Regions from separate parts of the Homo sapiens genome. Here all the other regions are linked to region 3. A link is a contact called in ENCODE Hi-C or POLR2A ChIA-PET data. All regions are on one chromosome and are shown on one strand. The core of a region is the stretch at or near the end of the contact, and the rest is flanking DNA. Distances in the headings are between cores, read along the strand shown.

Region 1 (2,700 bases), core at 200-2,699, 630 kb after region 3:
CATATTATATTAAATATTAATATAATATGTTGTATATAAATATATACCTATTACATAATAGATATTCCCATTATGTTATATATCATGTAATATATTATATGTAATATATGTATATAATATACTATATGAAATACATATTATATATTATATGTATTATTATATGTATATATGCTATATATTATGGTGTATATATTATGTATTATGAAATATATATTACGTTATGTAATATAGATTATATATTATATATGAATATCTTATATCCATATATATTCCATACATACATTTTATATGTGTGTGTATATATATATATACGCACCATGGTCCATCCCCTCAATAATATATTTTCCAAAACCTCAAATTTCCTTCTCTCTGTCTTTTATAATACCTGCCCTGGATAATACTAACCATCTGTCTCTCCTGCCTATATAATTCTGCCCCTACTGGTTACATGGGAAGCCTTGGTTTCCTAAAGTGTTGAGATTACAGGTGTGAGCCACTGTACCCAGCCTGATTCTGGAATTTTGTATATGCAGACTCCTCCTGCTAAAATAATATATATTATATATAATATATATTCCATAATATATATAACATACATACATATATTATTTTAGCATATATTATATAATATACGGTAATAATACACATAATACATAATTATAATAAATATGATATAATATATATTCCATTGTATAAAACATATAATATATATAACGGAATATTATTCAACCTTGAAATAGAAGGAGGTCCTGACATTTATCACAAGATGGGTGGACCTGGAGGACATTACGCTAAGTGAAATAAGCCAGACACAAAAAGAAAAATATTGCATGACGTCACTTACATGAGGAACTTTTTTTAATCAAGAGAGACAGCTCAAATACACAGAAATAAAGAATGAGGCAGTTGGGGAAGAAAATGGGAAGATGTGGGTCAAAAAATACAAAATAGCAGATATGCAGGATGAACACCACACAGGTGATGGTGATTTTACGCCCTTCCCAAGGTGTCATTCAGAGGCACGTGGTCTCCATCTGACCCTCACTGGTGATATTGATTTGATCACCTGGTCCAGATGTTGTCCAATTTCTTCGCTGTACAATTTCTATTACTTTTTCTCCATTCCAACATACGAGCAGTTTATAGAGAGGCATTTAAGGCAATTCAAATATTCTGCTCGTCATGCAAATGTCCCCCAGTTGTGTCATGTAGATGACAATTCTTGCCTGATTCAACCTTTACCACTACGATGGCTACAAAATGCTGTGGGTTGTGGTTGAAAATTTGAGTCTTGAGTAGAAATTGGAGAAATATGCTGGACCGTCAGATTCCACCGGGGCACGGCCGCCATGCCAATCCAAACTTCAAAACTACAATTCCCAGCATCCTCTCCGCCCCGCTTCCGTATTAGACGCCGCCAATGAAGTCCCGCGAGAATTGGAAGGCGGCAGTGAAGCGGAAGCCATTACTCTCTGGAGTCGATTGCCCCGAGACACATGGGCCAAGGAGGGGTCAGCGGCGAATTCTTTCGGCCTGTTGGGGACCCCTCGTGTCCCCACGCCAGACTGGACCTCCCGTATGAACTTCTCTTCGCATCGGCGGCGGCTTCCGTCACCTCCGCTCCCCCGATCCTATTCCCAGTCGTGTAAGCCCTGCTTTCCTTAACCCTTCTCCCCCTCAGTTCCAGGGGTCACGGGAGGCCTATCTGGCGGTGAGGACTAAGAGGGTACGAGGGTCGGGGGCTAAAGAGCTAGGCATCCAGACGAGGGGTGCGTTTAGATCTCGCGATCAGCGATATGAAAAGCTGGGGACGCGAAGGATAAAATTGGACCATTGCAGCTAGTGATGAGAGAAGCATTGGTCACCTGATCCTGAAAAGCCCTAAGTCTCTGGTGGGGGCGGAAAAGCCCGGCTGAAGTGAATTCAAGAGTTTGGGGGCAGTTCAGGAGATTGGGGGGCGTCAGGATTTGGACATCGCGAGGAGAAATCACCTTCTTTCTGCGCTGTAGTCAATTTTATCTCGTGAATGTCAGCACATTGGTGTTCTTATTAGCACTTACCTTGAGTACCTTTTATATTTTTAATTTAAGACCTTCTGGTTGCACTTTTTTATTTATTTTAATTTTAGTGGACTCTTGTAAATAGCCTATATGTATATTTACTATTCAGTTCAACATTTTGTTAATTAACTTGAGTTAGTCCAGTTATACTTATCGTGATTATTAATATTTTCCATTGAATTTTACCGTCTTATTTTGTGGTGTGTCCTTTCCTATGCACATATTTTAACACTGGAAAATAGGACATACATGCAAAAAAAGTATGATTACACACACACGCAGACTTACACACACTTAAAAGGACAACAGTAAAGCGAATTTACAAACCAGGCCAAGAAAGAGATTATTAAATCTCAGAAAGCTGTGTGCCTCTTCTAAACTGCATCCTCCTCTCCCACCAATACTGTCTCCGTGGATTTGACTGCGTATACATCTTTTCCAGAAAATATATTTCCTAAATTTTGGTAATTATTTGTGAATGAACTCAGGCGCTTCAGTATTTTTGGAAACAATCTTTTTCTGTATTGATTCAAGCACACCTTTGTAATTTAGAGATTTCTAAATATCTTGTAGATGAAGTACTTACACCTAGCCATTCTTTTTCAGGAATGTCATGGCTTAAATTCTAGTCAGTTCACCA
Region 2 (2,700 bases), core at 96-2,595, 640 kb before region 3:
GAGACTCCGTCAAAAAAAAAAAAAAAAAAAAAAAAAGAATTAGAATAGAATAGAAAAGGGTTCCAGTCGCTCCTTCACCTCGGCCACGCACTGACTCATCCACTCGGGCGCACAGCCCCTGCCAGGCCCCTCCTGCACCGAACGTTTCCACCAGAAGTCGGATACCAAGAAGCCCAAGTTCACACACGTGGATGGGTGCGCGGCACCAGATGGCCGGGACTCGGCATGGCCCCGCCCTAGCCCCACCTGGCCTGCCCCTTCTCTCCCAGAAGAGGAAAACCGCACTTTATCCAGAGCTCCAACCGGTTCGAGCACAGCCGCCAGCAAGGCCTTATCTGGCCTGGCCCCCCGCGCCGCTCAGCCTGCTGGAGGCCCCCAGCCCCAGTCCTCTCTGTGACAGCGAAGGTGTGCAAGTCCCAGTGTCCCAGTTTTATTGCAAACTCAGGCTGTGCGGGGTGGGCAATACACTGCACACGGGGCGGGACTCGGGGAAACGGGGCGTGTCCTAGGCCAAAGGGGCGGAGCTCGAGGGGCGGGCCTAGGTCAAAGCTGTGGGTAGGTCCCGAGCCTCCGAGGCCAAAGGCTCAGGCTCTAGGGAGCTAAGACTAATCCACCCAGCGGGGCTCCAGGGCAGTGGAGGCGGGGTCTAAAACAAACGGCGTACCCGGAGGGGCGGATCCTAAGGCAGGGGTGGGGTGTAGCAGGCGGGGCTGTGGTCTGGCTCAGTGGAAGGTCTCCACCTCCACCACGGTCCAGTCACCCTGCGGGGAGGCCACGTCGTCCGGAGAGAAGCTGGTGACCGAGGTGATGCTGGCACGGGACTCGTCCAGGGGAGACAGTAGTTCGGCCCAGCGGCCGAGTTCGGCGTCGCTGAGTGCAGCCCGGGCGCCCCCTGTGACGCCACCACCCTCCGCACCTCCTGGGCCCCCGCCGCTGCCGCCCGCGGCACCCTCGGCAGCCGCCAGCAGCAGCGTCCGGCTCAGCAGGTGCTGCACGACGCTCGCCTGCAGCGCCCCCAGTGGCAGCTCGCCCAGGCGCGCCTGCTTCGGGCTCCGCGAGGACGCCCCGGCCCCGGCCCCAGCCGCCGCCTTCCCACCGCTCGTGCCGGGACTGGGCCCCGGATCCAGTGCGCCAGGGGCGGGGGTCGCCGACTCGGGCCCTTCAGTCTCGTAGATGGTGCACAGACCGTCAGCAGAGCCCGGTCCGGTAGCGGGAGGCCACGGCAGGGGCGCACCTGCGGGGAGAGACGCCAGGTGGGCCGTGGGGGTGATAAGCCCCGCCCCTGCCTCAAGGTCCCGCCTCCTTGTCTAAGCTCCGCCCCGGACCCAGCTGTCCCGCCCCTGAGCTGCGAAGCCTCGCCTCCGACCCCGCCCACAGCCAGGCCGGGTCTGGGGTGCCCCTTACCTGGGGCTCCGCGGAAAGCCAGCGGCGGAGCGGGGCCTCGACTCCAGGCAGCCGGGTGGCAAGCGGCGAGCTCTGCGTCGGGGGGCGGGGAGGCTGCGGCACCGCCCTCGGGCCCGCTGTCGTAGCCACGCAGCTCCTCTGGCGTGCTCGTGGCGCTGCTGCTGTGGCCGGCCAGGTCTGGGCCGCTCAGCGTGCTGGACGGGCTGCGCGAGGGCGGCGGCGGCGGGCCGGGGGCCAACGCCAGGGTCAGCCGTGGGCCCGAGACGGAGGTATCCGGACCCGGGGTCGGGGGGCGGCGTGGGGCCTGCAGGGTGGGTGAGGCAGGGGGAGAGGGAGGGACCTGCAGAAGGGGCGCTGCCAGAACAGGTGGGGCCTGTGGAGGAGGCGTGGCCAAAGGAGACATTGGGAGTGAGGCAGAGGGTGAGAAAGGGGCCTGCCCAGGGAATGAGGCAGGCGGAGAGGGAAGGGCCTGCAGAGGAGGTGTGGCCAGAGCAGGTGGGGCCTGTGGAGGGGGCTTAGCCAAAGGAGACATTGGGAGTGAGGCAGGGGGAGAGGGCGGGACCTGCAGAGGAGGAGCGGCAAGAAGGGGTGGGACCCGTGGAGGGGGCGTGGCCGAAGGAGACATTGGGGGAGAGGCAGGGGGAGAGGGTGGGACCTGCAGAGGAGGCGCAGCGAGAGGGGGTGGGGCCTGTGGAGGGGGCGTGGCTGAAGGAGACATTGGGGGAGAGGCAGGGGGAGAGGGTGGGACCTGCAGAGGAGGTGCGGCTAGAGAGGGTGGGGCCTGTGAAGGGGGCGTGGCCGAAGGAGACACTGGGGGTGAGGCAGGGGGAGAGAAAGGGGCCTGCACTGGGGGTGAGGGAGGGGGAGAGAAAGGGGCCTGCAGAAGGTGCACTGCCAGAGCATTTGGGGCCTGTGGAGAGGGTGTGGCCAAAGGAGACAGAGGGGGTGAGGCAGGGGGAGAGGGAGGGGCCTGCAGAGGAGGCAAGGCCAGGGCAGGTGGGGCCTGTGGAGGGGGCGTGGCCAAAGGAGACAGAGGGGGAGAGGGCAGGCCCTGCAAAGGGGGTGAGGCCAGAGCAGGTGGGGCCTGTGGAGGAGGCGTGGCTATGGAAGAGGGCGTCTCCGGAGGGGGCGTGGTCAATGGCGAAGGTGGTGCTTGCAGAGGGCATGGGGCTGGACAAGGTGGAGTCTCCAGATGGGGTGTGGTCAGGGGAGCAGAAGCTGTCTGCAGAGGAGGCGGGGCTAGAGAAGGTAGGTTCTCCAGAGGGGGTGTGGTCAGGGGAGCAGAAGCTGTCTGCA
Region 3 (2,700 bases), core at 22-2,521:
TGGCATCCACCGGCTGCTCCGTAAAATGATGAGTGGCATCCCTCTAGAAAGGCCCTGAGGTTAGAGATTCTCTACGTCTCGCTTCTATTGTTTCAGGGACTGTGATTCCCCAGAAGACCCCATCACAGATCACCTGGAGGTGGGCGTCGTCTGGGAGGCCGCAGGTCCTCGCTGGTCCCGGAGACTATGCTGGTCAGGCCAGGGCTGGGTCCGGGGCCAGGCTGGCAGCTGTCTGGGGCTGGGGAGGAGCCCTGCTGCATCCCTCCAGCCCCTCCACGTTCCCACACTGGCGGTGTGGCTGCCTGCTCAGGGCCTGGCTCCTCCGACATGGAGGAGGAAGGGGCTGCAGCTGGCACAGCCGGGGACAACACCTCCTTGTCGGTCTCACTGGAGCTGGGCTCTGCAGTGGCCAGCATGTCTGGGATGGGCCCTGAGGGTTTCTCCTCCTGGTGGAAGGAAGAGGCGGAGAGAACCCTTCTGGGCTCTGGGTCAACCCAGTCGGCCCCCATCCTAAGGAATCACCAGCAGGAGAGGATAGGGGAATACGTAAGGGTGGACTAAGCTCTTTTTTTCTTTTTATAAAGATGGGGTCTCGCCATGTTGCCCTCACTGGTCTTGAACCCCTGGTCTCAAGTGATCCTCCTGCCTCAGCCTCCCAAAGTGCTGGGATTAGAGTCGTCAGCCACTGCACTGGCCCGGATTGAGCTCCTTATGCATACGGGAGAAACATCTGCTCTCCTCAACTAGGATAGGTGGGAGCCCCAGTATGCACACAAGCGTGGCCTAGAGGGAGTGGGCGGGGCCAAGGCTACGGAGGCGGGGCTATGGGCAGGCATGGACTGGGAAGATGCTAGAGGAGCTAGACATGGATTGTCTGAGGACCGAGACCGGCCGGCCTCGAGCAGTGTGGACAATCTTGGAGGTGCTGGGGGCCCGGATGTAAGAAGTTTAGGGGCGGAGTCCTAGCCTGACGGGCGTGGTCCATTCCGGGCCGGGCCCGGAAGTAGGGCGCTCTCCGAGTGACAGCCAGCGGCGGACGGGTGCCCGGATGTGGGGGCGGGGTCGGCCGGAGGCTGTAGGCGCGACAGGGCCGCTCCCCGCCAGTCCCCGCAGCTCCGCCGCGCCCGCGACCCCGGTGCCGCGCTCACCATCTTCGACACGGCTCGGCCTCTTGTTTCTGCGGCTCCGGCGGCTGCAGCTTAGGCGGCGGCCACCCTCTGGGCAGTGCGAGTTCGCGCTCACGTCAGCGCCATTTTCCACCTCTCAGCTCTCGCGAGACTGGGGGCGGGGCCTGCGCAGGGCGCTCGGAGAGGGGGCGGGGCCTGAGGGCAGAGTCACCCTGGAGCTCAGGTCGGACGCTGGTGCAATCTTGCTATCTATCCCCGGGCAGTCAGCGCGCACTTCAGCAGACTCCGTGCACGGAGATCCGGGATGACCTCGCTGTCCTAGTCTTCAAAGTGGGCACCTTCATCCCTCTAGTCTTGTCCCAAGATCAGCCCTGGACAGGCGATAAACAGCAGTTCTTTCTTTATATTTTTTATTTTTTTTTGAGACAGAGTTTCGCTCTTGTTGCTCAGGCTGGAGTTTAATGGCGCGATCTCGGCTCACTGCAACCTCCGCCTCCTGGGTTCAAGCGATTCTTCTGCCTCAGCCTCCCAAGTGGCTGGGATTACGGGCGCCCACCACCACGTCTGGCTAATTTTTTGTATTTTTAGTAGAGACTGGGTTTTACCATGTTGTCCAGGCTGGTCGTCACCTCCTGACCTCAGGTGATCCACCCGCCTCGGCCTCCCAAAGTACTGGGATTACAGGCGTGAGCCACCGCGCCCGGCCAGTTCTTTATTTTTTATAGTGTTGAGACAGGGTCTTGCTCTGTCGCCCAGGCTGGAGTGCAGTGATGCGATCATAGCTCGCTACAGCCTTGACCTCCTGGGTTCAGGCGATCCTCCCATCTCAGCCTCCCGAGTAGCTGGGATTACTGGCGTGTGCCACCATGCCCAGCTAATTTTTAAATTCTTTTTAGAGACAGGGTCTCTCTGTGTGTTGCCCAGGCCGGTCTCAAACTCCTGGGCTCAAGCGATCCTCCCGCCTTGGCCTCCCAAATGTTAGGATTGCAGGCGTGAGCCACCTCGCCTCCCCTTGCACTCACATTTTAAAATGGGGAAACAGCATCGCTCGAGCCAGGGACGTCGAGGCTGCAGTGAGCGTGATGGCACCACTGCACTCCTGCCTGGTCGAAAAAGCGAGACCCCCATCTCTAAAAGTTAAATAAAAATGGGGAAATAGTAAATCAACAAGTGCAAAAACAATCTTTTGTCCTATTCAGAGCAATGAAGGAAACAATGAAATGTCGAAGTGATGGGTCAGGGAAGCCACTCTGAGGAGGTGACTTCGGAGCTGTCTCCAGATGATCAAGGAGTGAGCTGGTGGAAAGCCCGAGGAGCAGGGGGCTCTACCGGATAGCTGGTGGTGATGTCCTGGAGTGGGGCAGGACGGGCTTATTTTGGTCAAAGAGCAGCGAGGTGGCCAGGGCACCACTGGAGCAGAGTGGAGGCGGGGTGTGGAGGTCAGAAAGCGAATATGGTGCGCGGCAGGTCACGCAGGGCCATGGGAGTGGTGCAGAGAGAGGAGTGTGGTTTATGTTGTAACCACTGATGAATTTTTAGCAGGGGGAGGCGCATCATCTGATTCCTGGCAGTC
Region 4 (2,700 bases), core at 201-2,700, 880 kb before region 3:
AACTGGACCAGGTGGGGTGGGGGCTGGTGGGCAGGGCAGCTGGAGCCATTCCCACCTGCAGGGCAGCAGCTTGAGTGCCCGCTCGTATAGCTGATTGAGCCTGGGCTTCGGGGCGCCCTGTTTGAACTCGATGTAGCGAAGCCAGCATTTGACAGAGAATTGGTTCCGCATGATTTCCTCCTCATAGGGGAGGTCCTCTTCCTCCTGCCAGGGCCAGGGAATGGGAAGAAGAGAGGCCTACCCTCAGAGCCTGTGTGCAGCACCATCCCACTGCTGGGGCTCAGGTCCAAACTCCGGACTTTTACCTAGATCCCACCACCCACCAAGGAAGTCAGGTCACCAGATGCCCAGGCACCAAACCAGATGCCCGACACCAAGACAGTGGCCCAGACCTTTACCCCTCAGAATTCAACTACCCAAAATCGAACCCAAATCATCAGACTTCTCAGTCATTAGGGCTCTGGGCCAGGAATGAGTCCGCATCACCACTCGCTTTCTGCCCCAGATGGTCAGACTCCTTAGATACCAAGGCCCTGGCCCAGATGCCAGTCCTGGACACCAGACCCCACTTCTTCAAAACGTGCCTCTTCCCAGACACCAGGCCTTTGGCCCCTCAGACTCCCACTGTCACCATCTGACCCATCTCCACCCCAGGCCCAGATGACCAGATCTTTACCCCAGCCACCAGGGCTCTCAGGTCCAGATTCCAAGCCACTAGCCCCGCCCCCAGGATCCCACTAGCCAGCGTCTAGCTCAACTCTGCCCCAGAAATTAAAAGCTAGGCCTTTATCTCACAGGAGGAGTTATACACCAGAAGCCAAGCCTTTAACTCTGCACACCAAGAATCTGGTGAAGATGTCACGCCTCTACTCCAGAGAGTAAGTATTTCACTGGCCATCGCCTGACAAGCTCCACATCACCAGGGTTCTTCTAGCCTGGCCACCACCCCAGAAACTGTCATGCTGCAGTCCAGGCCTAGAGACCGCTATCCAGAAAACCAAGCCTTCATCCCAGAAACCAGAACCCTGGCCTCGTAAGCAAGCCTTTACTTCAGACACCGATCTTCACCTCTCAAGGTTCAGTTATGCGATCTTCCTCCTCTCCCATTCCCTGCACGCCCCCATTTCCGCCCCTGGTTCGGGAGGCTAGACGCTTCCCTTCGACAGTGGTTTTCTACTCAGACCCGAAGATACAACACCATATTTTTACTCCTGGACAGTTCGGTGCGGACATGACGATCCGGTCTCTGGCCCATTAGGGTTCCCAGACCTTGGCCTGGCAGTTTCGGCCTAAATCTCCTTGCCGACCCAGCCTCGATCCCCTGCGGCGTCCAGGTCCCAATGCCCCAACGCAGGCCACCCCCGGCTCCTCTGTGGACTCACGAAGACAAGGTCCGGCCGCTCGGGCCGCGAGAGTCGCGCCATCACCACCATTTTTCTGGATGCCCAGGTACAGGAGAGAGTCGCGCGCTTATGACGTCTACCACTGACGGCCCGCCCCTCCGAGCCAGACCCGTTTTCTATTGGTTAAATCATTTTTGACGGACAGGCCCACGTTATTGACTTCTTTTCGACGACGCCAGCGACCGGAAGCAGAATAGAGGCGCCAGAAGATGCGCCATCAGGATACACATTGGCCAATCAGCTTCAGCAATGGAGCGTGCAAAACACCAGTGAGCTTCTGTCTTGCTGGAGGGTCGGCTTTGGGCGGAACTGGCTTTGTTGACCGGGAGAAACGAGATGGGGGTGAAGCTGGAGATATTTCGGGTCAGTGGACACAGGAGTGGGTTGGGAGGCTGGGCAGGGGATCTTCCTGGATCTGAAGATGAGGTTGGAAATGGGGGGACTTCAAAGGAAGAGGGAGCTCCAAGGAGAAAGCTCTTAAGATTTGAGAGGAACCTTTCTGGTTGGAAATCCAGGAGAGGGGACGCTGGGCTGGGGGGGTTCTCGGATTTGGGCTTCTGGGTTTGGGGGCTGTGAGAGGGCTGGTCCGAGGAAGGACCTCAGAGAGGGGTGAGCTGAGAAGGGGGCTCTAAAGAAGGAAGACTTAAGATCCTGGGGGAGCTCTCGGGCTCGTGGTGGGTGGGTGTCTATGACAGGGAGATTCCTAGACTTCGAGAAGTGGAGTTGAAGAGTGACGCCTCCTGGGTTTGGGGGTGCTCCCGGGATCTTAAGTGGGGATGGGTAATGAGGTCTCGAGGAGATGCTTTTGATTGTAGCTGGGGCGTCTGTGTGTCTGTCTGTGTTTGAGAGGAAGACTCCAGCTCAGAGGGAACTTTCAGGAATGAGGCCTCCTGGATTATAGGAGTTAGGTTTTAGGGTGCGAGGTTTCTGTACCCTTGGTGGGAGTTCTGGGATTCTTGGGTCGGCCGTAACGAGGCGCTTCTGGACTCTGCAGTAGGATGGGTCCCCCAGGCTCTGAGGAGCCTCTGCACATTGCTTGGGGGGAGCTCACCTCACCCACCCTCTGCCATTCCAGATGATAATCTACCTCACTTTCCCTGTGGCTATGTTCTGGGTTTCCAATCAGGCCGAGTGGTTTGAGGACGATGTCATACAGCGCAAGGTGGGCATAAGAGGAGTGTTTGAGGGTTCATTCCAGGGGTGGGAGAGGGTGTGGGGCAGCAGTCTGCTGGGGACTAATGTCTGCCTCCCATAAGCCGACCCTGCCCTGATGTGGGGCTCTGGAGGCCTTTGGCTC
Region 5 (2,700 bases), core at 149-2,648, 610 kb before region 3:
TGCCTCAGCCTCCCAAGTAGCTGGAATTACAGGCGCCTGCCACCATGCCCGGCTAATTTTCGTATTTCTAGTAGACACGGGGTTTCACCATCTTGGCCAGGCTGGTCCTCTCCTGACTTCGTGATCCATCCGCCTCGGCCTCCCAAAGTGCTGGGATTACAGGCGTGAACCACCATGCCCGTAACCTTTTATTTCATGTGACCAAGTAACACCCGTGTGCCAGAATCAAGGATGAGTCTCATGTTCTCAGAGCAGAGGCACAGAAGGCTGCCTGGAAGACGGAAAGGTAAAGACCTCAGCTATAACTCTACACTTGTGTGTGCTCCACCCACAAATCGTCACCAGAGGAGTTCCGACAAGCCGGTAACTCTCATCCCAAAGTGTTCCCTCGTTGGACCAGAAGCTGGAAGGGCACTTGGCAGAGTCTGCCTGGCCCTGGCCACCTCCCGGGTGTCCGCAAAATCAGAACTTCCTTCTCGCATCTAAGAGCAGAGGGAAGCCGCTCTTGGGGGGATCCCTGGGTTCCAGATGGGACATTTCCCCAGCACCCGTCGGACCACTTAAAGGAGTGGTTTAGGCTGCCGGGGGCCCAAGCACTGGCACCTAACCCCAGCGCCCCTCCTCAGATAGGAATTCTCCACGTCCAGGCGCTGGGCTCACGTTCCGGGTGCGAGAGAGATAAGGGGGGTGTCTTGAGGTTCTATGTGGGTCTGGCCAACAACTCTGGCCTTGACCTTGGCCCCGTCGCCGAGGGCAGGGGTCACACCGCTGGGTTCCCATGGCCGTCCCCTCCCCCCTGGCTTCGGCCAACTCTGAGCCTGCTGGGGCTGGCAAGAAGGGAAAGGGCTCTCGACGGAGCCTAATTACGGTGAGGAGGCGGCACCCCGCTGCCAGCAGGAGGCTAGGAGGTAATTAAGCACAAGAGGAATCCTAATAAAGCACCATCAGTGAGGAAGGCATTCCGAAGGGACGCCCAAGCCGACCGTGAAAAGCGAGGAGGCTGAGGCTGCACCGCCGTGGAGACCAGGGATCGACTGCCGCTTTGGGAACGAGGTTCCAGGAATGCGCATGCGCAAAAGCCACGCGGGCGAACACGGCTTCGCCTCGCTAAGCATGCGCGCCGTTTTCCCCGCCCACCGTCCTCAGAAGAATGGTGTTTCCTCGCAGCGCCTCTCTCAGGAGCGATCGGGAATTGGCGCATGCGCACTACGGTGGTGGTGGCGACGAAGGCGGGGGTTGCACGTTGCCTGCCTCGAGCTCTAGGTGGCGTCATCCTTCGGGCTGAGCCGAAGCACGCACGCGCGGAGGTTCGCACGCGGAGAAGGGCGGGTGCGCGCCGCGGGCATGCGCGGTGCGGGGCGAGACGGCGGCTCGACGGGGTCATCCGGGCGCAGGCGCAGTGCGGTGTTTGTCTGCCGGACTGACGGGCGGCCGGGCGGTGCGCGGCGGCGGTGGCGGCGGGGAAGATGGCGGCGTCCTCCCTGGAACAGAAGCTGTCCCGCCTGGAAGCAAAGCTGAAGCAGGAGAACCGGGAGGCCCGGCGGAGGATCGACCTCAACCTGGATATCAGCCCCCAGCGGCCCAGGCCCAGTAAGCACGGCGGCGTGGGGGAGGGGGCGGGCGGGCGGGGCGGGGCGCGCGCCGCGGGAGGCCCCGCCCCCACCACAAGGCCCCGCCCCCGCTTCCGGGGCGCTCGCTCTCCTCTCCGCCCCCCCCGCTGCGGGCTCGCGGGGCGAGGGTCACGGTGACCCGGGGGGCGTGGAGCCGGCGAGCTCCGGGGGGTTCGCACCCTCAGGGCTTGGGAGCCCAGTTCCCGGACCCAGGCGAGGCCCCCAGCTGATGACCCGCCCCCATCGCCGTGATCCTCTGGGTCGGGCTTCCCCGACTCCACGCGACAGTGACCACATCCAGGTCGCCCCGAAAACACAGACACGTCCCTGTTGACCTGATGCTACCACTCTCGTCATCTCAGGGACTGTCTGGCGCCCCCCTCCCCCGGCCTGGGGGCTTGTCAGCCCCGTGCAGCGACGATCTACGCACACGCGCACGCCTGGCTCGGGGACACCTGAGGTTACTTGACCACATAGAGCCCCTCCCCATCTCTTCTGACCCGAGGATTCTCCCTCTCGCTCTCCCTGTGACCGTGTCTGAGGTGGGGGGACGGGAGGGGGTCCCTTCTCCCCCTCTTGGCGACAGTGACCATGGCATTGGGCTCAGCAGACCCCCTCCCACATACACCAGGCCCCGCAAATCCCTGTGACCAGTTTCACTGCCACCATCTTGGTGAGCGTGTGGTGTCTGACCTCCAGAAATGCACATCGACCCCCAGCCAGCCCGGTGACTTTGTCACCTGTGTTCAAGTGATGGCTCCCCTTCCCTTCACACCCACACCCACCTGACCTGGGGACACCTGGGGCCAGTGTGACTCTAGGCCTGCTCCCGCCGCGCCCCAGCATACATCCACCTGCTTTCTGATCAGTCCCACCACCTCGGTACCTACCTCCCTGACACCTTGTCATCCTAGATCAGTACCTCTCGCTTCACACACACCTGGCCTGGGAACACTGACCATATCTAGTCTCCCGGCTTTTTCCCCAAGATCCTGGTCTCTAAATCCTCTGGGCTGGAGGAAATTAGATTTTCAAACCCTGTGAACACCACCCCTGACCCATGATCCTTTTTGTGTCTTTCTTGACCCAG

What was found. A loop is a pair of places that touch in the nucleus more often than their neighbours do. ChIA-PET counts read pairs that join two places held with the same protein, here RNA polymerase II (POLR2A). Pooled maps may share reads with other maps.
Region 1: a loop to region 3 is called in a pooled map, with 9 times the contacts of the local background. The contact joins the promoter of ZNF317 here to the promoter of ZNF414 in region 3. A Hi-C loop is called at or near these places in 2 of 37 single-sample maps with no recorded cell type and 5 of 50 pooled maps. POLR2A ChIA-PET finds 5 or more read pairs at or near these places in 4 of 52 experiments (CD4-positive, alpha-beta T cell, HEK293, HepG2 and 1 more).
Region 2: a map of CD8-positive, alpha-beta T cell shows a loop between it and region 3 (8-fold over the local background). The contact joins the enhancer-like site here to the promoter of ZNF414 in region 3. A Hi-C loop is called at or near these places in 1 of 168 maps with a recorded cell type or tissue (CD8-positive, alpha-beta T cell) and 5 of 50 pooled maps. POLR2A ChIA-PET finds 5 or more read pairs at or near these places in 1 of 52 experiments (activated CD4-positive, alpha-beta T cell).
Region 4: a pooled map shows a loop between it and region 3 (21-fold over the local background). The contact joins the promoter of XAB2 here to the promoter of ZNF414 in region 3. A Hi-C loop is called at or near these places in 9 of 50 pooled maps.
Region 5: a map of gastrocnemius medialis shows a loop between it and region 3 (2.8-fold over the local background). The contact joins the promoter of MAP2K7 here to the promoter of ZNF414 in region 3. A Hi-C loop is called at or near these places in 2 of 168 maps with a recorded cell type or tissue (PC-3 and gastrocnemius medialis), 1 of 37 single-sample maps with no recorded cell type and 5 of 50 pooled maps.

What each region holds. Positions count from the first base shown.
Region 1 is chr19:9,138,948-9,141,647 of GRCh38, forward strand. ZNF317 (zinc finger protein 317) reads left to right here and starts at 1,450. Exons shown (of 7, transcript NM_020933.5): 1 at 1,450-1,645. RefSeq lists enhancers at 1,113-1,212, 1,263-1,472.
Region 2 is chr19:7,868,311-7,871,010 of GRCh38, forward strand. It overlaps PRR36 (proline rich 36), which reads right to left. Exons shown (of 6, transcript NM_001190467.2): 5 at 1,405-2,700; 6 at 409-1,234. The coding sequence ends at 723. Among named protein-coding and RNA genes, the nearest start is that of PRR36, 4.7 kb to the right of the region's middle. RefSeq lists enhancers at 532-1,293, 1,793-2,087 and a silencer at 708-1,647. Within about 2 kb of position 1,346, at least 24 of the 41 ENCODE cell types and tissues checked have a DNase peak (open chromatin) inside an H3K27ac peak, as active enhancers do; they include CD8-positive, alpha-beta T cell, where a contact is called at or near this core.
Region 3 is chr19:8,512,896-8,515,595 of GRCh38, forward strand. It overlaps ZNF414 (zinc finger protein 414), which reads right to left and starts at 1,272. Exons shown (of 8, transcript NM_001146175.2): 1 at 1,149-1,272; 2 at 134-446. The coding sequence starts at 1,151. RefSeq lists a silencer at 973-1,282.
Region 4 is chr19:7,628,095-7,630,794 of GRCh38, forward strand. It overlaps XAB2 (XPA binding protein 2), which reads right to left and starts at 1,451. Exons shown (of 19, transcript NM_020196.3): 1 at 1,383-1,451; 2 at 56-204. The coding sequence starts at 1,433. It overlaps PET100 (PET100 cytochrome c oxidase chaperone), which reads left to right and starts at 1,699. Exons shown (of 4, transcript NM_001171155.2): 1 at 1,699-1,766; 2 at 2,479-2,565. The coding sequence starts at 1,740. It also overlaps a transcript of STXBP2 not described here. RefSeq lists enhancers at 1,363-1,482, 1,743-1,792.
Region 5 is chr19:7,902,479-7,905,178 of GRCh38, forward strand. MAP2K7 (mitogen-activated protein kinase kinase 7) reads left to right here and starts at 1,399. Exons shown (of 11, transcript NM_145185.4): 1 at 1,399-1,590. The coding sequence starts at 1,467. It overlaps LOC124904630 (a long non-coding RNA gene), which reads right to left and starts at 1,036. Exons shown (of 2, transcript XR_007067121.1): 1 at 943-1,036; 2 at 1-271. RefSeq lists enhancers at 676-1,253, 1,902-2,441 and a silencer at 1,611-1,960.